Regions from separate parts of the Homo sapiens genome. Here regions 2 and 3 are each linked to region 1. The links are chromatin loops, found by intact Hi-C in ENCODE. Cell type or tissue: PC-3. All regions are shown on one strand.

Region 1 (8,000 bases):
CAAGTGGCTGGGACCACAGAGTGCAACATGCCTGGCTGGATCATTTGTTCTATAGAATGTCTGCCAATTTGAATTATTCTGATACTTTCTCATAATTGGAATGAAGTTATGGATTTTTGGCAAGAATACCACAGAAATGATGTTGTGGTGTCCTCAGGGCATCATACTAAGGGGTTGATAATCTCTGTGTCTTATTATTGATATTTACTTTGATTGCTTTGGTTAAGTGGGTGTCTGCCATGTTTTTTACTATAAAGTTACCATTTTTCCCTTTGTAGTTAGTATGTATCTTAGGGAAATATGTTGAAACTATGCAAAATCTATTCTCAAACTTTCAGCCACAAATTTTTGCATCCATGAGAGTACCTTATCTGTCTGTGACAGTTACTATTGTGGTGGTTGCCTAATGGCGATTATGGTTTTTTATCTAATACATTTATTTAAATTCTACTATGAGGAAGAGCCATTTCTTTCCCTGTTTGTTCACTTATTTTATTATTTATAACAATTTGGAACCATAGATATTTATTTTATTCTATGTGTTCAGTACTACCATTATTTACTTTGTGACTCAATTTGCTCTAACATTAGCCAGTCAAGTGGGTCCTTGTGCTTAAACAAGCCTTAATTATTTTTTGTTTTTATTGATTTATTTTTTAGTGTTTCCTTTATTTTCTGGGACCACAAGATGTTCTTTACTTTCTACTCCTATGACCTCCAAACATTTCCAAAATAGGACTGATCCCATGAGGCACTCTATTAACTTTGAAGTGGTAAGCTAATGAGTTCATGTGACTGGTAGTATCTACTCTGTGAATTAGTTCTCTTCTGTGTAGCAAGCTACACAATTGTCAAATAAGAATCACCTGTGCCTATTACTGTTACATACTAGTCGTGGCTGAATATTTGCCAAATACCACGCACAAATGAAAAACAATAAGCTGACTTCATGCTTTTGCTTGGGGAATTGTATGTATGTTGTGTGTGTCTTCAAACGAATCAAGGAAATTTTAGATTGTTGTAGATGCTTCGAGGGATATGGGGGCTGATTTTTTAAAAAGCAATACATGACCACAAGGTGGCAATAGCACAGATGAGCTTTATTTGCCTTTGACAGGTTTGCATGCAGGAGAAGTCCCTCAGAGCAGGAGAAGTCCCTCAGAGCATGAGGTCTTCCGGAGTTTAAAGTACGGGAAGCCACCACTCAGAAAGAGTGGAGGGCAAGGGGACTTCCAGGGAAGAGGGAAATTTGATAGAGGGCTATGTGTCTAGGTAACATCATTAGCAGCATGGCAAGAGTGACTCAGACAGCTCCAAAGGGCAGCAGCAGCTTGGGGTCTTTAGGGCCCAGAACTTATCTATTGCTAGCAGATGTTTGGTGCAGTTTTACTGAGTACACAATACAGACAGGCTCTAAGTGGCTACAAATATGCTTATTTAGACTATCTGCTTGTTTGGACCGATCTAACAATTGGATGTGTAAAAATTTGAGTTTGGAGCTGTCAGATTTTTGAGTTAGCGGGTCTCTGCCTGCAGTGAAGAAATAAACAATCTAGGGCCCCATACACAGATGCCATTGTTGACTCATTTATATAACATTCATAAAGTAGCACTATGATTTTTCATGCTACATCAACTCTCAGTTTCAGGAATGTAATGAATGATTATTAAAGGTGAGCTGCATGGCTGAGCAGCTTGTCAATCTTGATTTACACAGTAAGAATGATACATTATTAGCATAGGACTATTATAGAAGTAAGAACTTAAAACCTGCGTTACAATTCTATTCCTCCCACCATTTGGGCATCCAGTGAGAAGCTGAAGATGGCATGCAAATCCTGATAATCTACTCACTCCATATCCAAGGGGACTTGGGGAGAATCTGAGGTGGCACCTGTGGTGGAGTGGACAATGTTGGACTTGGAGTTCAAAGTCATCTCCAGATCCTGATACTGTTGTTTGCTTGTCCCATGACCCATAGGTAGAGGATTTAATTCTGTAAAAGCAGTCTTCTCTGCAAAATGGGAATAGAACTGTCTAACTCACATGGTTATTGTTGGTGCTAGAACAACACCAACAACATTACATCCTGAGTCCCAGAACATAAATGCTACCCCGAATGAACTTTTATAGACTGTTTATAGTCCATGTGATGACATAATAGATGATCTCCCTACCTGATGTGACTGGAATGGTATGGAGACAGCCACTCTGCAATGTTGACTCAAAGATCCACTACATTATAATGCTCCAAGAAGATAAGGAACACATGTATTTTGTCTACTTCTGAATATCCAAGATTTTACCGGGTACCTGACATACAGTAAGTACTATATAAAGACATTATTTGAACAACTTCTTTGAGAAAACCTCAATTGAATGCATTTATGGAAAATAAGTTCTAGATATCTATGTACAACATTGTGCCTAGAGTCAGCAATGCTATGCTGTGCACTTGAAAATTTGTTAAGAGGATAGATCTCATGTTAAGTGTTCTCATGAAACAATCCCTGATAAATGCAAATATCTATTAAATAATTAATGTCTTGGTTCATAATAATCAATCAAATTAACTTCACTTAGCAGTATCCTAAGGGAATGGGGCATAATTTTGATGAAAGGAGGTTTAGAGCATGGGATATTGTTGAGTAAGGAGAGCATGGCTAAAGTGCTGGGGCAGGTGGTCGCCAAACAGCCAGTAGGGAGTCAGAAGAGGTTAAATGCACTGGGAGGGAAACACTCAAACCTAAGAGAGGGCTTATGAATATGGTCACTTAAAACAAACACGGACAACTTCCTAAGGATGAGTTCTGTGCCTATACAACTTTTCATGTAAATGAAGCTCTATCTTGCTGGGGATAATATATGATGGAATTAATTGTATCTTGGACATGGTTCGTGTTTCCTAGAGGTGCTATAGAAAAGGATAGACACGTCCAGGCGCAGTGGCTCACGGCTGTAATCCCAGCACTTTGGGAGGCCGAGGGGGGCGGATCACGAGGTCAGGAGATCGAGACCATCCTGGCTAACATGGTGAAAGCCCGTCTCTACTAAAAAAATACAAAAAATTAGCTGGGCGTGGTGGCAGGCGCCTGTAATCCCAGCTACATGGGAGGCTGAGGCAGGAGAATGGCGTGAACCCGGGAGGCGGAGCTTGCAGTGAGCCGAGATCGTGCCACTGCACTCCAGTCTGGGCGACAGAGCCAGACTCCGTCTCAAAGGAAAAAAAAAAAATGAGAAAGGGATAGACACCCATTTTTGCAGACTCCACAAGCCAGTTATCTCTGAAGGCTGGACAGTCTGTGGACAGCTGCTGTGTGCAGACAGCAGCACAGGAAAAGGAAGACAGAGGAGAGGGAGTAGAGGATGGTAAGTGACAGACACATGGATCCAGGGAAGAAGAAGAGAAGCAGTGAAAAGAGAGATAAAGAGGAAAATGAGACATCCGCAATGCTGAGAGTTGATGTCATTTGTTTCCAGAGCTCCTAATCGACTCAAAAACTTCTCGGTATAGGCCAAAATCCTCATGACACTTTTTTTTCCCCTATCTTTCCTACTCACAAATCTCAACATTTGTCTTTGAAAGGTACTCATCTACTTCTCAAATATTGTACTTACAGATAGAAGTCTTCAGAACCTGCATACTATTTTGTGTCTCAGCCACCAAAAAAAAAAAAAAAAAAAATTATGGAGAGTAATTGGGCAAATTGAGGGTATGAACGCCAGAAGAAACAATGTATTTTGACAAGAAAAATTGGTTGGCAAACGTTAAGGTTTTTATGAGTAATCACAATGATTCTTTAAGTAATTATAATTTGTTCCACACTCTGTCACAGTTGTTTTGATTGTGGCTTTTTATTAGTGAATAAAGTTATTTAGTTGTCCTTATTTTTAGGAATAGATTCACAGTATTGAAATATTTCAAATACCAATGATGTTAAATTTCTTGAATATTTTCCCTTTCTACTGTCTGATGAGTCATTGGACTATCATTCTGTCCCAAGAACATTATAGTGACACCAGTCTTAGTCACAAAATCATTACTGTCATAAAGTGGGGGGGCAGGATATGGGAAGAAATCTACACAATGAGACAAACCTGGCTTAATCTTACAGTTGCAATTATTACCCACATTTTTAAAGCAAACTTATCTTGAAGTAAATTTTCAAATTTCCCAATACTAAATTGCCCTGTCATTAGCCTGTCTCCAGATGAATGAAGTCTTGGGGCTGCAGGGATAAGTAGTTTAGATGCTGTGGTTTCATAATTGAATTTTCTTTTTATAAGCATGGAGAATGAGGATTAGGAGTATTATTCTGCAGGAACTGAGTGCAGCCATTGATGTAAACCCAGATGTGCTCTGTTGTACCATAGAAACATAAAGATAGAGCACCTCTGCAGTCTATGTGGTTAAATCCCTAGCTGAAGTATAAAACTCATAATAATAATGCTCTTATAAACTTTCATATGGAGGAGACAGACACTGAATATTTGTTGATTAGTAAGGCATTTGCATTGGTAAAGCGTTGCATACTGTTGAAAAGTCTAAATAAAAGATCTGTTTTCAAATATAAATAAATAAAATAGTTCATGTGTAAGAAGATAGGATAGGTAAGAAATGATATATGTAAGAAATACGATAAATAATCAAAAGTTCTTGTGTAAGAATTAAAGCAGGTAGCTTTCCTAGTGATATTACAACACATCAAACTATAATACAATACTGTGACTTTCACTTTTCAGTGTGACAACGAATTACAGGTGGAACAACACATAGAACTGACTGTTTTTTTCACTATTTCACAGAACTGGGATGGCCGAGGATTTGATAATGGGTAAGAAAGATGACCTGAATGGTCAATGCTGTAAACTTGTCTCCTTTACTAATAAACAAATTCAAACTCAGAGAAACTGGTGAATAATATCTATGCTATTTAACAAACATTCTTTCAACAATTAGTATTTAGTCTTTACTTTGTCTTTGGCTTTCCATTAGGCCTAAGGTTCAAAAGATAAAAGAGACAGCCTCGATGTAAAGTCTAAATGATTGATCAGGGAATTATGGGACACAAAAACAGTGATGGGAAAATATTCTTGGCAAAGAATACACTAATAGTCATTTTCACAGTTCCCTGCAGCATCTCTATTTACTCATAGGTAAAATTGTTGTTTGGAAAAATCCTCAAATAGATCATCCTTCTGCTGGACCCACATTTAACTGTTCAAAATAACTAATCTTTGTTGGCTTTATTAAACTATCAAGTATCAAAATTCCACAACTTTTCAGCAGAGCCTGTTGCTTCCATCTTTTTTGTACAGGGATTATTTTCTTATTTCTCTCTGAATTGTTTTGGTGATCTAAGGTCATTTACTCTGACTTTGTCACTAGGCAATATCTTCTGCTGGCACAGAAAATCATTCTTAAGGAAACTTCTCTTTCTTCTTATCAGTCAAAATGTGCTTCCTTTAATCTTTTACTTCAGGCCTATTTTTCATCATGCTGTCTTTCCCTGGAAATTTTCCTTTATTTGAGCGGGGCAGGTGGTAGGCACAGAAGCCAGTCATACTTGCTTTAAAATTGACCCAACCATTACTAAGAATAGCATTCATTGATGAACAACAACTATTAAATGCCTGTTCTGTGGCAGGCACTGTGCTAGGGACTGGGTCTGCACACACAAATTATATATGATCCCTGTTCTTGGGTCTAGTGGTCTAGAAAAGGTGACCAATAATCAGAAAAACGTGCAAAAGAAGTGTGATAAGGCATTGTTGAGTGTCATAAAGAATATGGAAGGTTGAAGGTAGGCACACATCGAGGGGCCAATTTTGGGTGGTGTTTATCAGGGCTTCATGGGAGTAGTGACTCTTGGGCTTATTGGAGTTTGAAAAGGTGGGCAGAAAATGAGTGGGACAAAGTATCACCTGTCCATATCTCGCTATCCATTTGTAGAACTTTTTAGATATGCATAGAAGACAAGACAAGTTTATTTTCCCCTCAATTGTTCGAAATTTATTGCCTTATCTATGTGCAATTTGGTGAACGTCCACGTGCACTTGAAAAAAAAAAGCAGTGTGGTGATTCCTCAAAGAATGAAAAACAGAATTACCATTTGACCCAGCAATCCCATTATTGGATACATATCCCCTAAAATACAAATCATTCTACCAGAAAGCCACTTGCATGAGTATGTTCATGGTAGCACTATTCATAATAGCAAAGACCTAGAATCAACCTAAATTCCTATCAATGATACACTGGATAAAGAAAATGTGGTACATAAACACCATGGAATATTATGCGGCCATAAAAAAGAATGAGATCATCCATCTCTATCCTTTGCAACAAATGGAGCTGGAGGCCATTATCCTAAGTAAACTAATGCAGGAACAGAAAACAAAATATTGCACGTTCTGACTTATAAATGGGAGCTAAACGACAAGAACACATAGACACAGAGGGGAACAACAGATGCTAGGGTCTATTTGAGGGTGGAGGGTGTGAGGAGAAACAGGATCAGATGAAATGCCTATCAGGTACTATGCTTAGTACGTGGATGAGGAAATAATCTATATATCAAACCCCCATAATGCAAGTTTACCTATATACCATACCTAAGGCACATGTACCCCTGAACCTTAAGTAAAAGTTAAAAGAAAAAAAAACTTTAAAAAGTGTATTCTACTGTAATCGGATGTAGTGTTCTGGAAATGTTAGTCAGGTCAAGTTGGTTAATAACAGTATTCGGACCTTTTATAGCCTTACAAATACTTTCATCTATTCTTGTCTACTTTATTTGTTCAAGATTTTAGTTTCCAACTTTGATTATGAATTTATTTCTTCCTTTAGTTTTCTCAATTTTTTTCCTCATAAGTGTTTAAACTATATTATTATGTGCATTAGAGTTGTATGTCTGCTTGATGAATTTCTCCTTTGCTTATTATCAAACATCCCATTTATCTCCTGTAATATTCTTTGTCTTGAAGTCTATTCCAGCTTTCTTATTTTCTGCATGGTATATTTTTTTCCATTCTTATACCTTCTAACTTATTTGTATTATTTGATTCAAAGAGCATCTCTTGTAGGCAACATATAGATGCATCATCCTTTTTTGAATTAGATGCTCTCTGCCTTTACATTAGTGTTTTAGTTCACTTATACGCATTGTAACTTTTGATATGGCATGGTTTAATTCTTCCATCTCACTGTTTTTTAAATTTCTCTTTTCTGTTTCTTGTTCCTCTGTTTTTCATTTCTCGTGTGCTTTTGGATTGTTTGGATATTTTAGCATCTCATGGTATTTCTTCTGCTGACTTGTTACCTATGTCTCTTCCTGTGTTTGTAATGGCTGCTCTGGGGCTAATAATATGCATCTTTAATCTATCAAAGTCTCTTTAGAATCAATATCTAACACTTCACACTTCACACCTGACACTTCCTACTTCATATTGCTCATTTCTAACCTCACTTCTATCACTATGCACTTCCCATTTTTCACTTCCCAAATAAAGCAACCTTAGAAGAGTGTAACTCAATGTAATTTCCCTATGCTTCATGCTGTGTCTTAAATTTTCCTTCTACATATATTATAAATCTCACCTGGATATAAACAGTGAATTGCCTTTTAAGAAATTGTCTTTTAAGAGAATAAGGAAACAGCTTTTTGTGATATTAATCAATCTATTGACTATGACTGGCACTTTCCTTTATTTCCTGTAGATTTAACTTTTTAATCTTCTATCATTTCTTTTCAGTCTCAAGAACATTCTTTAGCATTTCTTGTAAGTCTCTTGGTGATGAATTTTTTCAGCATTTGTTTATCTGAAAATGTGTTTATTTTACCTTCAATTTTGAGGTTTTTTTTTTGACAGAGTCTTGCTCTGTTACCCAGGCTGGAGTGGAGGGGTGCAATCATGGTTCACTGCAGGCTTGACCTCCTGGGCTCAAGTGATCCCCCCACCTCACCCTCCCAAGTAGCTGGGACTACAGGCGCATGCCA
Region 2 (8,000 bases), 60 kb after region 1:
CATCCCTTTATGCTAGAAACTCTCAATAAACTAGGTATTGATGGGACGTATCTCAAAATAATAAGAGCTATTTATGACAAAACCACAACGAATATCATACTGAATGGGCAAAACCTGGAAGCATTCCATTTGAAAACCAGTACAAGGCAAGGATGCCCTCTCTCACCACTCCTATTTAACATAGTATTGGAAGTTCTGGCCAGAGCAATCAGGCAAGATAAAGAAATAAAGCATATTCAAATAGGAAGAGAGGAAGTCAAATTGTCTCTGTTTGCAGATGACATGATTGTATATTTAGAAAACCCCATTGTCTCAGCCCCAAATCCCCTTAAGCTGGCAAGCAACTTTGGAACAGTCTCAGGATACAAAATCAATGTGCAAAAATCACAAACATTCCTTTACACCAATAATAGACAAACAGAGAGCCAAATCATGAGTGAACTCCCATTCACAATTGCTACAAAGAGAACAAAATACCTAGGAATAAAACTTACAAGGGATGTGAAGGACCTCTTCAAGGAGAACTACAAACAACTGCTCATGGAAATAAGAGAGGACACAAACAAATGGAAATACATTCCATGCTTATGGAAAGGAAGAATCAATATCCTGAAAATGGCCATACTGTTCAAAGTAATTTATAGATTCAATGCTATCCCCATCAAGCTACTATTGACTTCTTCACAGAATTAGAAAAAACTACTTTAAATTTCACACGGAACCAAAAAAGAGCCTGTATAGCCAAGACAGTCCTAAGCAAAAAGAATAAAGCTGGAGGCATCACACTACTTGACTTCAAACTCTACTACAAGGCTACAGTAACCAAAACAGCATGGTACTGGTACCAAAACAGAGATATAGACCAATGGAATAGAACAGAGGCCTCAGAAATAATGCCACACATCTACGACCATCTGATCTTTGACAAACCTGACAAAAACAAGCAATGGGGAAAGGTTTCCCTATTTAATAAATGGTGCTGGGAAGACTGGCTAGCCATATGCAGACAACTGAAACTGGATCCCTTCGTTACACCTTATACAAAAATTAACTCAAGATGGATTAAAGACTTAAATGTAAGACCTAAAACCATAAAAACCCTAGAAGAAAACCTAGGCAATACCATTCAGGACATAGGTCCTGGCAAAGACTTCATGACTAATTCACCAAAAGCAATGGCAACAAAAACCAAAATTGACAAATTGTATCTAATTAAGCTAAAGAGCTTCTGCACAGCAAAAGAAACTATCATCAGAGTGAACAGGCAACCTACAGAATGGGAGAAGATTTTTGCAATCTATCCATCTGACAAAGGGCTAATATGCAGAATCTACAAGAAACTTAAACAAATTTACAAGAAGAAAACCCCGTCAAAAAGTGGGTGAAGGATATGAACAGACACTTCTCTAAAGAAGATATTTATGTGGCCAAGAAACATATGAAAAAAAAGCTCATCATCACTGGTCATTACAGAAATGCAAATCAAATCCACTATGAGATACTATCTCATTTCAATTAGAATGGTGATCATTAAAAGGTCAGGAAACAACAGATACTGGAGAGGATGTGGAGAAATAGGTAAGTTTGTACACTGTTGGTGGGAGTGTAAATTAGTTCAACCATTGTGGAAGACAGTGTGGCAATTCCTCAAGGATCTAGAATCAGAAATACCATTTGACCTAACAATTCCATTACTGGGTATATACCCAAAGGATTATAAATCATTCTACTATAAAGACACATGCACGTGTATGTTTATTGCAGCACTATTCACAATAGCAAAGACTTGGAACCAACCCAAATGCCCATCAATGATAGACTGGATAAAGAAAATGTGGCACATATATCCCATGGAATACTATGCAGCCATAAAAAAGGATGGGTTCATATCCTTTGCGGGGACATGGATGAAGCTGGAAACCATCATTCTCAGCAAACTAACATAGGAACAGAAAACCAAACACTGCATGTTCTCAGTCATAAGCGGGAGTTGAACATTGAGAACACATGGACACAGGGAAGGGAACATCACACACCGGGGCCTGTCAGGGGATGGTGGGCTAGAGGAGGGATAACATTAGGAGAAATACCTGATGTAGATGACGGGTTGATGGGTGCAGCAAACCACCATGGCACGTGTATACCTATGTAACAAACCTGCACGTTCTGCACATGTATCCCATAACTTAAAGTATATTTTTAAAAAGTGCTTTTTGGTGCCCAAGGTCCGGAGGCGGCCGAGGTGGCAGGTGACTGGCATATCAGCACTGCCCCGTGTGTGCACACACCTGGCCGGGCTGTCAGTGCTGGGGCACGGCCCCAACCCTGCTCCGAGATCCAGGCAGGCGCCGGCAGTGGGGAGAGGCTAGGCAGCAGGAGCAGATACAAGCCTGCAAGGGCAAGGGGGTCCCCTGGGCCCCCGAGGGTGCAGAGTGCAGAGACTCCCGGGTCCTGCACCTGGGAGGGTGGGCTCCCACCTGCTCCGTGGAGCATTCAGGCAGCTCTGGTCAAGTCTCCTCACAGCCTGGGGCAGGGGCTCCAGGTCCTCACTGCACCCGGGTGGCACCTGGGGAAGGGATGATGTCGCCACAAATTCTTCCTGTGGCCCCGGCACTCGGGGATGGCCCGGGGCTTTCTCTCACCCTGCTAGCGACCCTGCCCAGTGGGAAAGCCTCCGGAGTAGATTGCGGGCCCCAGGCCCAGCCTTCGAGAGCGTCAGGCTCAGCGATCACTCCGATGCGGGGCAGAACCTGCAGTCCCGCGCAGAGCCTCCTCCCTCCCGAGGCGCAGGAACACGGTGCCATCGGCCGGGTGGGCGCGGTGGCCTGGCCGCCGGCTGGGTCCCCGAAGCGGGTGCCGCTTCCTCTTCCTGCCTCTGCGCCGAAGCCCGGCCCCAGCTCCTGGTCCCAGGCCTGGCCCCCCACACTCCGTGTGCAAGTGCGGCACCGCCCCAGGCCCGGCTCCCGCTGAAGTCCCCTGGAGGCCCGCCCCTCCCTCCGTGCTCGACTGCCCTGCTACCCCGCCGGCAGGTGCCTCAGCCCGGCCCCATCACTGCAGCCCCCAGGGCGGCGGGCTCCGGAGACGGTCTGCTCCCTCCGTGCACCCTCCCTGCAGCGGCGGCGGGCGACAACGGTGGCAAGTGGCCAGAGTCCGGAGTGGAGAAGGCCTGGAGGGGTGGGTGGGGAGTCCCGCTAGGTGGGATCCACCCTGCTGCAGGAGGGTGGGGGAGGTGTAGTCAGCTGCCTTGGGGACACGGCGCACAGGGGACGCGTGGCACAGGGCTCCCACTGCCGCCACTGCTGCTCCCACAGCGGCTCCTGCCGCCACCGCTTGTACCTTTCCGCTGCAGCCGGCGCGATGGCAGCGGCCGCTCAGGACTGCCTGCTGCTGCCGTATCAATATGACCCAGTCATTTCACTTCTAGGTGTCTAGAAGGGAAACGAAAGTACTTTTTCACAAAAAGACATTAATGTTTCTAGCAGCATTATTCATAATAGCCAAAAACTGGAAACAAATGTACAGTAGTGGTTAACTAGATAAACAAATCGAGCATAATTTTACAATGAGAGATTATTTGGCAATGACAGAACAACTAATACATGCCATGAAAATGATGAGCCTCAGATACAGGCTAAATTAAAAAGGCATGTGGAAAATGGGAACTATTGCATGATTGCGTTCATATAAAATGTCCCCCAAAGGCAAATATATAGAGACGGAAGGCAGATCAGTGGTTACCTGGGTATGTAGTCAAAAGGGGTATTGACTCCAAATGAACACAGGGAACTTTTAGGTAGATGATACAAACGTTCTAAAATCAGATTTTTGTGATGGCTGTACAACTATACATTTACTAAAAATCGTTAAATTCTGCAGTGCAGTGGGTGAATTTTATGGTACGTAAATTCTGCCTCAATAAAGTTATATATACATTAAAAAAACAGTAAGGGTAGTGGGTGAGGCAGAATAGATGGAACAAAATTGACATTGTATTTGCAGTTGCTGAAGCTGGCTGATTTATGACAGGGCCCATCCTACTAATTCTCCTACATTTATGCATGCCTGAATATTTTCATAATGAAAAAGTTTATTAGAATTTAATGCTAAAACAAAATCGATAAAACAAAAGCATTGGGCTTGGTGGCTCACACCTGTAATCTCAGCACTTTGGTAAATTAAGGCAGAGGAATCGCTTGAGCCCAGGAGTTTGCCACCAGCCTGGCAATACAGTGAAACCCCATCTCTATATTAAAAAAAAAAATTAGCCGGGTATCATGGCACGCACCTATGATCCCAGCTACTCTGGAGGCTGAGGCAGAAGGATCAGTGAGCTCAGGTGTTAGAGGCTGCAGTGAGCTGTGATCGCACTACTGCACTCCAGCCTAGGTGACAGAGTAAGACCCTGTCTCAAAACCAAACAACAACAACAGCAAAACAACCACATGAGCCTGACTTTCCACACTGCTGCTGTCTGAAGCGTAACTACCTCTCTTTAAAGAGACGCAATAGCAGCCCTCGAGTGTCTCATGAGATAAATCAACCATGAATTAACAAAGCCAATTCAATTTCACGGATTTTGATTGAGCATCAGCGATAGGCAGGGTTTTGTCTTGATGCTTTACATGTTTTTATTTCTTCATTTCTTCATTGGTTGAAGCAGATATTCATGTTGTGTTTAAAATTTGGTGATTTTTGCTCTTTTTCTCTGAACTTTTATTATTGTCAATAGCATAAATTTAGAAACACTCTGTTCTCTCTCTCTCTCTAGATTATCTACCCTTCCCGTATTTTGTCTGTAAATAATAGAAAATTTCACCTCTGTAATTCAAAACATCTAATGACTAAGTAAAATACTTTGTGATGTGGTAAGATAATTAGGTTTTGGAAAAAGTAATGAGTCCCATGAAGTGATGTCCAGTAGAGGCAGTAATTCATTGCTACCCTCTAACAACAAGGTCTCACTTTGTAAAGCTGATTTACTCTATCTTAAGAGGACCTGGGTGAATTCTGCCCATCAAAGGGCAATATACTCACTGAAGTAGCCAGTCCTAATTCTTGCTTCACCTATTTGAAAATCTTGAATGGAATAGAAAGAATGAGAAACAGTTTTAGAATGTTTTATATTACCTGCTGCCTGTGAAAATAGAATCACCTATAATAAGACACTTGGGATATTGCATGCATAGACTTCATAGAGATAATGTATTTGGGGAAGGTGGTTAGAACCAAGGGAAGGCTAAATTATTTCTCTTGACAGTCCCTATTGATTACCTGGCCCCAAATGGTAGTAACTTCTGGAATTTAGGAAAAATGTCAGAAAAATTAACATAAATTAAACATACTAACTCTGTATAACCAAACATAAAAGATAAAATTATGAAAGCTTCCAAAAGCTTATAAAAGGCATGGGAGAATCTCTGAAACATTTATCAAAAAAAGCTCAGGTGTTCCTGAAATTTCCACCCCTCTTACAGTACCTGTCAAAGAACAGGAGATTAGAACTGAATGTTGAATTTATCAGCATTAACAAAGACTAATGTAAGATAAACTGTTAGCCTATTAATGATGTTATGCCTCAGGCTATAACAATATACAAGTATTGTGATATGTTTAATCAAGGACAAAGAAAATTAAAGAGTGTGTGTGTGTGTGCGTATGTGTGTGTGTGTGTGTGTGTGTGTATCTAGTGACTAAAAAAAAGACACCATCCCTAAGAGATATGAGAATTTATGTTACTAGAAAAGTGGACTACATAGTAAAGTAGGAAAAATATTCAGGTTACCTCACAACCTACATGAAATGTCCTCCAAGACTCTCTTAATCTCTTTGCTTTATTTCGCCAAATAACCATCTGATTATTTAATCTGTATGGAAAAATCTTCTAACTTAGAAGGTACCAGGCAACACATACAAGCACATTGGTCATTGAAAAGACAACTTCCATTAAAAATTAAAATTGAAATTCTGCTTTGTAGATCAGTGTTTGTTCTCAATTTAGCCAGCATTAGTTGTGTGACCTTGAGAAAACCAATTCCCTGTGAAGAAAATCAATTTTTTCCCTTGTACAATTACAACATGAAATTCAGTCAGTATTCCCCCAACAGTCCCTCTCAGAACAAAAGTCTTAGCAAAGTGCCCAATCTATTAGAACAACTGGACATCCACCTGCAGTAGTGTGACTATTCTGTAACTATTCTATATGATATTGTAATGGTAAATACATGTTATTATGTAACTGACAGAACCCATAGAATGTACAACCCAAAGAGTGAACCCTAAACTATGAAATTTTAGTTAATAATAATGCATCAATCTTGGCTCATCAATTGTAACAAATGTACCACACTAATGCAAAATGTTAATAATAGGGGGAAGCTAGCGGTGGTGGAATGTGAAGAAGATATATGAGGCTGGGTGCGGTAGCTCACGCCTGTAATCCCAGTACTTTGGGAGGCTGAGGCGGGCAGATCATTTGAGGTCAGGAGTTTGAGACCAGCCTGGCCAACATAGTGAAACCCCATCTCTACTAAAAATACAAAAATTAGCCTGGCAGTAGTGGCACGCACCTGTAATCCCAGCTACTCAGGAGGCTGAGGCAGGAGAATCACTTGAGCCTGGGAGGTGGAGGTTGCAGTGAACGGAGATCGCACCACTGCACTCCAGTTGGGGGTGACAGAGTGAGACCTGCCTCAAAAAAAAAAAAAAGAAGAAGAAGAAGATATATGAGAACTCTGTTTTGTCCAAACTTTCTGTAAATCTAAAACTCCACATACACACACTATTAATTTTTTTTAAAGGTGCTCAATGTAAAAAGGATTTTATGGCCAAGTAATTTTTGGAGACGCTTCCTATAGTTTGTGATTTTCTTTGTGATTCATAGAGAATAGTAGTTATGACTGGAAAATTCTGCAGTAAAAAAGTATGCTTAATATTATTTATTCTAGCATTTCCTAAACTTATCTGGTCATGGACATTTTTCCCCCAAGGGAAAATGATTAACATCCTGGGGAACCAGTGTTTCAGGAGCATTCTTAAGATTCTTTCCAAATCTGGAAGTCTGGTTTTGTCTGTATCATGAACTTCTTTAGTAGAAATCAGACATCTCCAAATGATTCTATGGAATCAAAATGAGAGCCAGACTGTAGGCCCCAGTGGCTCCAGGAGAGCATAGTGGTGCCGTGTGAACTGTATTAGTCTGTTTTCACGCTGCTGATAAAGACGTACCTGAGACTGGGCAATTTAAAAAAGAAAGAGGTTTAATGGACTCACAGTTCCACGTGGCTGGGGAGGCCTCACAATCATGGCAGAAAGTGAAAGACACGTCTCACATGGTGGCAACCAAAAGAAGAGAGCTTGCATGGGGAAACTCCCCTTTATAAAACCATCAGATCTCGTGAGACTTATTCACTAACCTGAGAACAACATGGGAAAGACCTACCCCTATGATTCAATTACCTTTCACTGGCTCCCTTCCACAACAATGGGAATTGTTGGAACTACAATTCAGGATGAGATTTGGGTGGGGACACAGCCAAACCGTATCGTGAGCCCTACCTTTTCAGCTTGTCAGTGTCTAGTTTTACCACCTTTGAGAGCAAATTTCATAAATGCCTTTAAGAGAACTTAACAGGTCAGTTACTTATTAAAATATGAAAGATGTCATATTCATATCTAAGGTAAAGAAATCTAGTAGCAGTCCACATATCCCATTGGTTTTTTAAAAATTTCAGGGAATTTCTCAGTCAAAATCACTCCTAATGGGGAAGTTGAGAGGTCAAAGTTGGTGCTGCTGCTTGCATGAAAGGTGGGCAGCACGGCTGTGCCTCTTGAGAGCATTTGCTCAATAAACACTCATTTACTGACTTGCTGTTGATTGTTCATTGTGTTCATGTAAACAGTGAAGGGCTGGATTAAACTTACGCTAACACATTTTTTCACTTCAATGTTTATTCTGGCTTCAGAGTATGTAGTAATACTCCCTCTGACTCGAGGAAGAGGAG
Region 3 (8,000 bases), 70 kb after region 1:
CAAGATAATGGCAAAAGTTCATTATGCTGAGATGGGCCACGGAGAAGAGCTGGCTGTAAGTTAAGCCTGGAATTAATGTAGTGATGGATGTAGGATCCAAGGAAAAGAACAGTAATTAGGAAAGAAAAGTATGGCCTCTGATTGGGGAATCTCAATTTATAAGCTCAGCCTGTCTTTTCAGTTTGATTTCCCGGATGCACATCTCTCTTTTCTCCAACTTGTGGAAAGATTTCAGCTTAAGAAATGAAATTTTCTCTAAAGATTTCATTTTTAGTTACACATTTAAATTCCAATATAAGTGACCAAAAAGAATACCACTTTGGGCCCAATTCATATTTTCTAAGCAGATGCCATTAGTTACATGAAAGTCTTTCAATATCTGCTGATTGATTCTCTTGTAGTCACTGTTTTCCTTCTCTTTTCACTTAACTAGTTTCACTTAAAGAATCCGACATAAGATGAATAGAATCGCTTTCCAAATAAATCTGAGAATTTTCTCTCTTGTCCTCTTTCGATCATACCGGTTCCCTTTCCTCCAACTTAGAATTCAGAGAGTGAAATAAGAGATGTTTCTCTCTTGAATAGCCAGACGTGTTGCTTTGATGCTAGTTTCCCTCTTATTTAAATGATGAATCTTGTTTATATTTATTAAATATAAATTAAAATATATTTAATGAGCACCCATTACATTTAAATCACCACGCTGAAGATTGAAGTATGAACATGAGCCAGGGATTGTGACACGCGTTATAGTCCCAGCTACTTGTGAGGCTGAGGGAAGAGGATTGCTTCAGCTCAGGAGTTCAAGGCCAGCCTGAGCAACAGAGAAAAAAGCCATCAAAAAAAAAAAAAGAAAAGAAAAAGAAAAGAAATATGAACATTGGCAGGCATACCCTCTGAGTTCAAAGAGCTCAAAAGCCAGTAGTAATCTCACGCCAGTGGGAACTTTGTCACTGGACTCTAGTTAAAGGGATTTTCTTTTTTTTTTTTTTTTTTTTTTTTAAATTTATTTTTTTATTGATAATTCTTGGGTGTTTCTCACAGAGGGGGATTTGGCAGGGTCATGGGACAATAGTGGAGGGAAGGTCAGCAGATAAACAAGTGAACAAAGGTCTCTGGTTTTCCTAGGCAGAGGACCCTGCGGCCTTCCGCAGTGTTTGTGTCCCTGATTACTTGAGATTAGGGATTGGTGATGACTCTTAACGAGCATGCTGCCTTCAAGCATCTGTTTAACAAAGCACATCTTGCACCGCCCTTAATCCATTTAACCCTGAGTGGACACAGCACATGTTTCAGAGAGCACAGGGTTGGGGGTAAGGTCACAGATCAACAGGATCCCAAGGCAGAAGAATTTTTCTTAGTGCAGAACAAAATGAAAAGTCTCCCATGTCTACTTCTTTCTACACAGACACGGCAACCATCCGATTTCTCAATCTTTTCCCCACCTTTCCCGCCTTTCTATTCCACAAAGCCGCCATTGTCATCCTGGCCCGTTCTCAATGAGCTGTTGGGCACACCTCCCAGACGGGGTGGTGGCCGGGCAGAGGCGCTCCTCACTTCCCAGTAGTTAAAGGGATTTTCTAATTATTCAACCTATAGCACGGTCCTGCAGAATTAACTGAATATGAAAGGAGCATTAACCACCTCTCCTTATTGCACTGGTATTAAGGAATAGGTGAAATAAGACTTTTGAAATATTTCCATGTCTAGATACATTATTGCTTGGAGTCACCTTTCACTCTTGGTGACTTTTCGTGACTTTTTTTTAACAAGATCATCCTGATCTTGTAAAATCCTACTAGAGTTTCAACTTGCAGGACTATCTTATATATTTGAATGATTTACGAATAAACCCAGTACATACAAATCCATATTTAAGTAATAATTCAATAACTAATCATTCATTTTTCCAAAAGATTCATAAATGAATACTCTGAGACAAGATCTTCTTAAGCATTAAAAAATACGATTCAACCCTTTAAATATTCATAGTGGACACACTCCTCTCTAGGGATACAGGTATTAGAGAGAGGTATAGTTATACCTGGGATATAGTATTAACTCCTATTAGCTCTGCAAGGTGAAAAGATAACAGCATTAAAATTGAAGATTCTATGAATATAAAATCTGTATCACAGAGACTGAAGGCAGTGCATTGTATCATATAGAGGAAGACAAGGAGAAATTCATTGTCCTTCCTCAAGGGCACACTGCGAAGAAAAAGGAGCTGTACTTTTCCACTTCCTCCAACAAAAGGGACAGCTTTTAGATGATACTGTATTTTCTTAAGGTCTCTCCTATTTTCTGTGATTGTGTTCATTTTTGTGTGTGAAATAGTTAAACATACTTGTGGTAAATGTTACTTATACATAATTTTATCTATTTGCATCTATTTTCTCTCTGTCTTTTTCTATAGATATCTCTTTGTGTATATATACAGCATAAAAACTCTGTTCAAGATATGTATTTTACCCAAAAATCTATCCATTTCTAATTCTAGCCCGCTCTGCAATCTAGTGTTGTAACGCATAAATCACTTCAAAAGTGAAAGAGGATTATGGGTCTCTTCCACTTTTCCATATATCATATTTTAGGCCACTTCAACAAATGAAATGGCAAAGTCACTGTTGCTGTCCTAGAGACTGCAGGAAATAAACACACCATGTACGGGCATGCACACACACACACACATGCACACACACACACACACACACACACACCCCTCTGCCTTCTTCAAGTTTATCATCAATTGATGAGACAAAAACTAAATACGTGATCTAATCACTTGACAAGGCCAGATTCAGATAAAGCTGCTCTGTCTGCAAAAAAAAACAGAAGACACAGGGCACAGCAGGTGAGAGCAGGTGCCTGGATGTCTTGGTATTTCCAAGTAGCAACACCCTCAAACCAATTTTATCACTAGTGTCCAGAAGCAGACACTTCCCTTTCTTCTTTTTCATGCTTTTACTTCATTTGGAAGGAAAGAACCCTGCCTAGCTCCTCCTCTGAAAGATCCACCGGCAAGTCCAGGTGTCTGCGGAGCTAGTGCCCCTCAGGTGTCTGTGTCTTCAACACACTTGGCTCTAGGGCCCTTGCAAACAACATGACTCAGCCCTGAATAAAGGTATGCCTCCCTGCAGACTTCCAGCCCCACTTGGACCCCTCAGGGTGTGAGAGGTCACGAAATGCTCACAATGCATCAACTTCATTTATCCCATGAATGCCATACATCATCTTTTAATTGAAGGGAATTGTAGGGGAAAAACATTAACAAAATATTTAAACTGAGAGAGTGCCTCATTTTCAAAGAGAGCAGGTGTCACAATTTTAGAGGACCTGGTCTCTCAGCCTCCACCAACGGCACTGCTGAATGGGTCCCCAAGGTGATGCAAGTGAAAAAACCCATTTGACTTACCTGTAAGAATCCCATCAACCACCTCAGTCAGTCATCTCTTTCCCATCCCCAGGAGCTACTTAGGTCCTGAAGCTATGATCTTACTGTGGTGATTTAGTGGCCTGAAGGAGCATTTGACAGTGATGACACAGCCTTGGCTCTGAGATGAAGCATATGGCTCGGGAGAGCCTGACTCATTATTTTCTGATAATGTTTACATGTTAAACTGTCAACTCAGATCTAAAATATCACATGTTCTGTGGTGGCATCTGCATGTGGCTGTGACTCAGTACTGGAGCTGTGGCTCCGTACCAAGACAACCAGAAGGACACATCTGGTTACCACATTGGAACAACTATGCCACAGCTGTGCCATGGCTACAGGCACCTGGACTTGCACTGTAGTTCTCCTTTTGGTCCTCTGTGGTGCAGTTTTACCTCAATAATAGATTAAATGATTAAAGTGATTAAATAATAAAAAGAACCAACTTCTGTGTCACTCGGATCTAGGTTCAAATCTCAGCTCCACAACTTAGCAAATGTGAGAACCTGAGCAAAGTACCTAGGCTCTGAGCCTCAATTTACTCATCAGTAAAATGGGGATGATAATATACCCATATCTTATCATATACCCATGTATATCATAGTTGTGTCCCATATCAATATTGTGAGGAATAAATTAGATCATGTACCCAAGCTATTCTTCATGGACAATATCATGATTGGAGTGTAAGAAATGATGGAATTATCAGTGGCAAATCTGCATTCAAACACCTTTCTGTGAGCTGCGTTATAGGGCACTGTATTCCGGCAGATTTACTTAGTAGCTGCAGCTGAATGCATTATACCTGAAGTGGACTTTCTACCTGAAAGAGGATGCAGCAAATAAGATTCAAAAATGTGGAATTGGCTGAGTGGAAGAGGTGGGGCTTTGGATAGTGAGGTCTCAGGTATTTCAGGCTGCAAATCTGGTGACCCTTCTTATGTGGTGGCCGAACATTTGGTCAGATTGTCACCCGCTGTTCTTTGGGATACAGACCATGTGCCGTGGCAGCTTTGCTATTAGGATAAATAGTGGAAAAAAATTCAGAACCCTGGCATATGGCTATAGATTTTTTTTTTTTTTTCTGAAGGAGTGGTCTGTACTTCGATCCAAGTTAGCCAGTCTGCAAGAGGAAATGAGAGATCAATGCTTTACCTGTGGCCTGCATTCTAAATTCACTGACAATCCTATATTTTGGGTACTGCTGAGTTTTAAAAAAGAAATTTATTCCTACTAAACTGAGCAGGCAAGGACAGTGACAGGAAGCCTGGAGCCTTCATAGATTGGTAACTTAAGACTTTTCCATCCAGGCTCTTTGGATTTCTTTAGACAAATGCACAGTGGTATTACACTTGCTATCTCTCCATCATTATTTTGAATGACCTCAAGGCATTGGCCATTAAGCTATGGAACAGAGGACCGGGAACAACCCAGAGATCAGTAGGTGTATTAGTTTGTTCTCACGCTGCTAATAAAGACATACCCAGGACTGGGTAATTTATAAATAAAGGAGATTTAATGGATTCACACAGTTCTACATGGCTGGGGAGGCCTCACAATCATGGCAGAAGGCAAAGGAGAAGCAAAGTCACATCTTAAATGGTGGCAGGAAAGAGAGCGTGTGCAGGGGAACTCCCACTTATAAAACCACCAGATCTCGTGAGACTTATTCACTATCACGAGAACAACAAGGGAAATCCTGCCCTCATGATTCAGTTACCTCCCACCGGGTCCCTCCCACAACGTGTGGGGATTATGGGAGCTACAGTATAAGATGACATTTGGATGGGGACACAGCCAAACCATATCAGAAGGTAAAGGAAAGGAATCTTCTAGCTAAATACCATATCTAAGTGAAATCTTTGTCTGTGGTTATTCACATATGGAATTAATTGAGAAATTATTCCAACACTGGAAATTCTGTAAACTTTTGAGGACATTGTATTGCCGGAGGCTAATAAGAGCCTGTCATTGTTAAACCTCTAAGGTTATTCCTTTCCTCAAATTAAGACCAATAGGAAGTGGGCCAAAAATATCTGTGGCTTCAAAGGAAGTGATCTTCTATAATACCCATTTCATATGTGGCCATGGATGAAAAGAGACAAGGAATAATCTCCCCAGAAGCAGGACGGGAGGATGCCAGAATGGGTAACCGAGGACAGCACCTCTGACAGAACACAGGAGTCCTGAGTTTTCCTGCCTGGCGGTGTTTGGTGTTGACTTTGGCACTGTCTCTCCTATGTGACTTCCATTGTTCTCCTTTCTGAATAGGGGTTAGTATTGCTCCTGATTAAATATTAAATAATGGTTGAAAAGGAGCAGGGTAAGTGCATTATTAGTAGGTGCAGCCAGGTAGCCAGGTAGCATTTGCTTCATTTACCTGTCCTTCATCCTTTCTCTCTTCTTTTCCTTCTTTTTTTTTCTGTTCTGGAATTAAAATTTGCTTGGGTGCAGAGTAGTCATCCTGGAGATCATTAAAACAGAAACCACAAGCTAAGGATGATGGAGGAGAAGCAAGCTAGAAAGAATCTGGTTCCAGATGACTTCCTTGAGCAGTTTCATCAGCTCTGGACTGACTCGCAACTTCTAGATTCCTTGCCATCTAAAACATGTTTAGTTCCCTGAAGTTGAATTTTTGTGTAAATACTTGTTCGTGACCAAATTCTAACAAACCGTGGCTTGGTTGCCAAGTAAAATCAGAGGTCGTGGAAAAGAGAAGAAGGTCAAATATTCTTATTTTGGGAAGCAGTAACTGAATTGGTGGAGATGGCAGTGTGGTAGTCCAGGAGGCAAATGTGAGGTTTAGAAGGTAGAGGGTATGGTGCCTAGACAAGTTGAGGAGGCAGAAGAATGTGACCGTGTCTGGGGTCAAAATGGCAATTCAGAGGCAGGAACAATGGTCAAAAGGATAGATAAGGCAAAGGAGGGGGCAGCAATGCTCTCTTAGCTAAAAGACCCTCAGGGCAGACTAGGACCTGTCTCCAGCAAGACACACTCTACTTTAGCTCAGCTTCATTCTAGCAAACATCCCTTAGTGCAGGTTGGCAACCGTAGATGGAAGAAGCAGAAGTACAACTCCCTCACCTTCCTGGTATCCTGTGTAGAAGCATGTCTGAGTTGATGTGCAGCTGATCATATCACGGGCCTCGTGTTCTGTCTTTTTACTGAACAAGCACGAGAACAGTCATTCATAGTGATGAACCATCTGGGTTTAGGCTTGGGTGCCTGCTGTTGAGAGGAGCCGTCTGGGTATGCATTTGTTTCTCACTTCTGGTAAATTAGAGAAAAGTTAGGCTTAGGGATTCAGGGAAGCCACTATCCAGGCCTCCAAAATCACCCACAGTTAAACCTGTTTGGCTCTTCTCAGCCTGGGAAGCCATTTATTTGTCTTTCATACATTTTTTGATTTGCTAGTTGCATTTCTGTTGATCAGATGCACTATTAGGAATAGAGTCTCTTTGCCTAATGAAGCTATAATGAAATTCTAGTCAAGAAAAGCAACAGCATCTTAGTTACCTACATAAATATCTGAATCATTTTGTTGGTCTCTCTAATGTTTCCTGATTTCTGTTCTTGCATTTTAAGAAGCTGCAGAGAAAGAAGCCCTCTCAGACATAGCAGTCATCCCAGCCTCAAGTGGACCTAAATTTGGAATGCCTGAAATTGAAAGCTCCGATAATGGATTTGCTCAAATCAAGGAGAATAAAGTCCTTCCTCCTGGCACGAATAAAAATGGTCGCAACTTTAATTTAAGTGGCATGCACTGGATTTTGTAATTTTCCACCCCTCTTTAATCTACTGGAAAGAAAACACAAAATGATGTAAGAAAATGGGAAAATCTGCCCATTGATATTACATCACCCTTTTGCTTCTGTATTAGCCACAGTTCTCTAGAGAAACAGAACCGATAGGATATAGACATATAGGGAGACATATATATATATATAGAGAGAGATAATGTAGACATATAGATGTCATATATGTCATAAATATATAAATACATATGAATATTTTTAAATTTGATGAACATATTAATTAAAATATTTTAAATTTTAGATACATATATATATATAGAGAGAGAGAGAGAGAGAGAGATTGAGATTTATTGTAGAAAATTGGCTCACACAATTAAGCTGGAGGGCGAAGAGAGCCAATGACATAGTTCCGTCTGAAATCCAAGTCTCAAAACCCAGGAAGAGCCAATGTTTTAATTCAAGTCCAAAAAACAGGAGGAAATCAATGTCCCAGCTTGAAGGCAGTTAGTCAGAAGGAGTTCCCCCATACTCAACTTTCTCGTTCTATTCAAACCTTCAACTAACTGGATGAGGCCCATTCACGTAAGGGAGGGCTGTCTGCTTTACTCGGTCCACTGTAAACGTTCACTGCATGCAGAAACAGCCTCACAGACACACCCAGAATAAAGTTCAACTAAATATCTGGCCACCTCATGGCCCAGTCAAGTTGATACATAAAATTAACCATCACACCTTAAGTGAGATTAAAAGGTAGATGTTTATAGCCTAGATCTAGCTCAGAGGTCAGTGTTTTCAAAAATTTTTTTAAA

The links. A loop is a pair of places that touch in the nucleus more often than their neighbours do. Peaks named below come from ENCODE experiments on the same cell type or tissue, not always from the same donor. Only the 100,000 strongest peaks of a DNase experiment are listed, where the experiment ranks them.
Region 2: it touches region 1 in a loop (4-fold over the local background); 6 of 110 quality-filtered maps call a loop at or near these places.
Region 3: a loop joins it to region 1, with 6 times the contacts of the local background. A loop is called at or near these places in 7 of 110 quality-filtered maps.

Annotation. Positions count from the first base shown.
Region 1 is chr1:241,478,980-241,486,979 of GRCh38, reverse strand. No RefSeq gene overlaps it. Among named protein-coding and RNA genes, the nearest start is that of FH, 37 kb to the left of the region's middle. In PC-3, CTCF peaks have their summits at 850 and 1,057 (motif pointing right); DNase peaks (open chromatin) are centred at 1,059 and 4,009; H3K4me3 peaks cover 1,110 bases; H3K27ac peaks cover 1,973 bases.
Region 2 is chr1:241,419,192-241,427,191 of GRCh38, reverse strand. No RefSeq gene overlaps it. Among named protein-coding and RNA genes, the nearest start is that of RGS7, 66 kb to the right of the region's middle. In PC-3, a CTCF peak has its summit at 3,319; DNase peaks (open chromatin) are centred at 3,451 and 7,001; H3K4me3 peaks cover 1,859 bases.
Region 3 is chr1:241,409,252-241,417,251 of GRCh38, reverse strand. No RefSeq gene overlaps it. Among named protein-coding and RNA genes, the nearest start is that of RGS7, 56 kb to the right of the region's middle. In PC-3, no CTCF peak of the experiment used is centred here; DNase peaks (open chromatin) are centred at 3,101 and 3,581.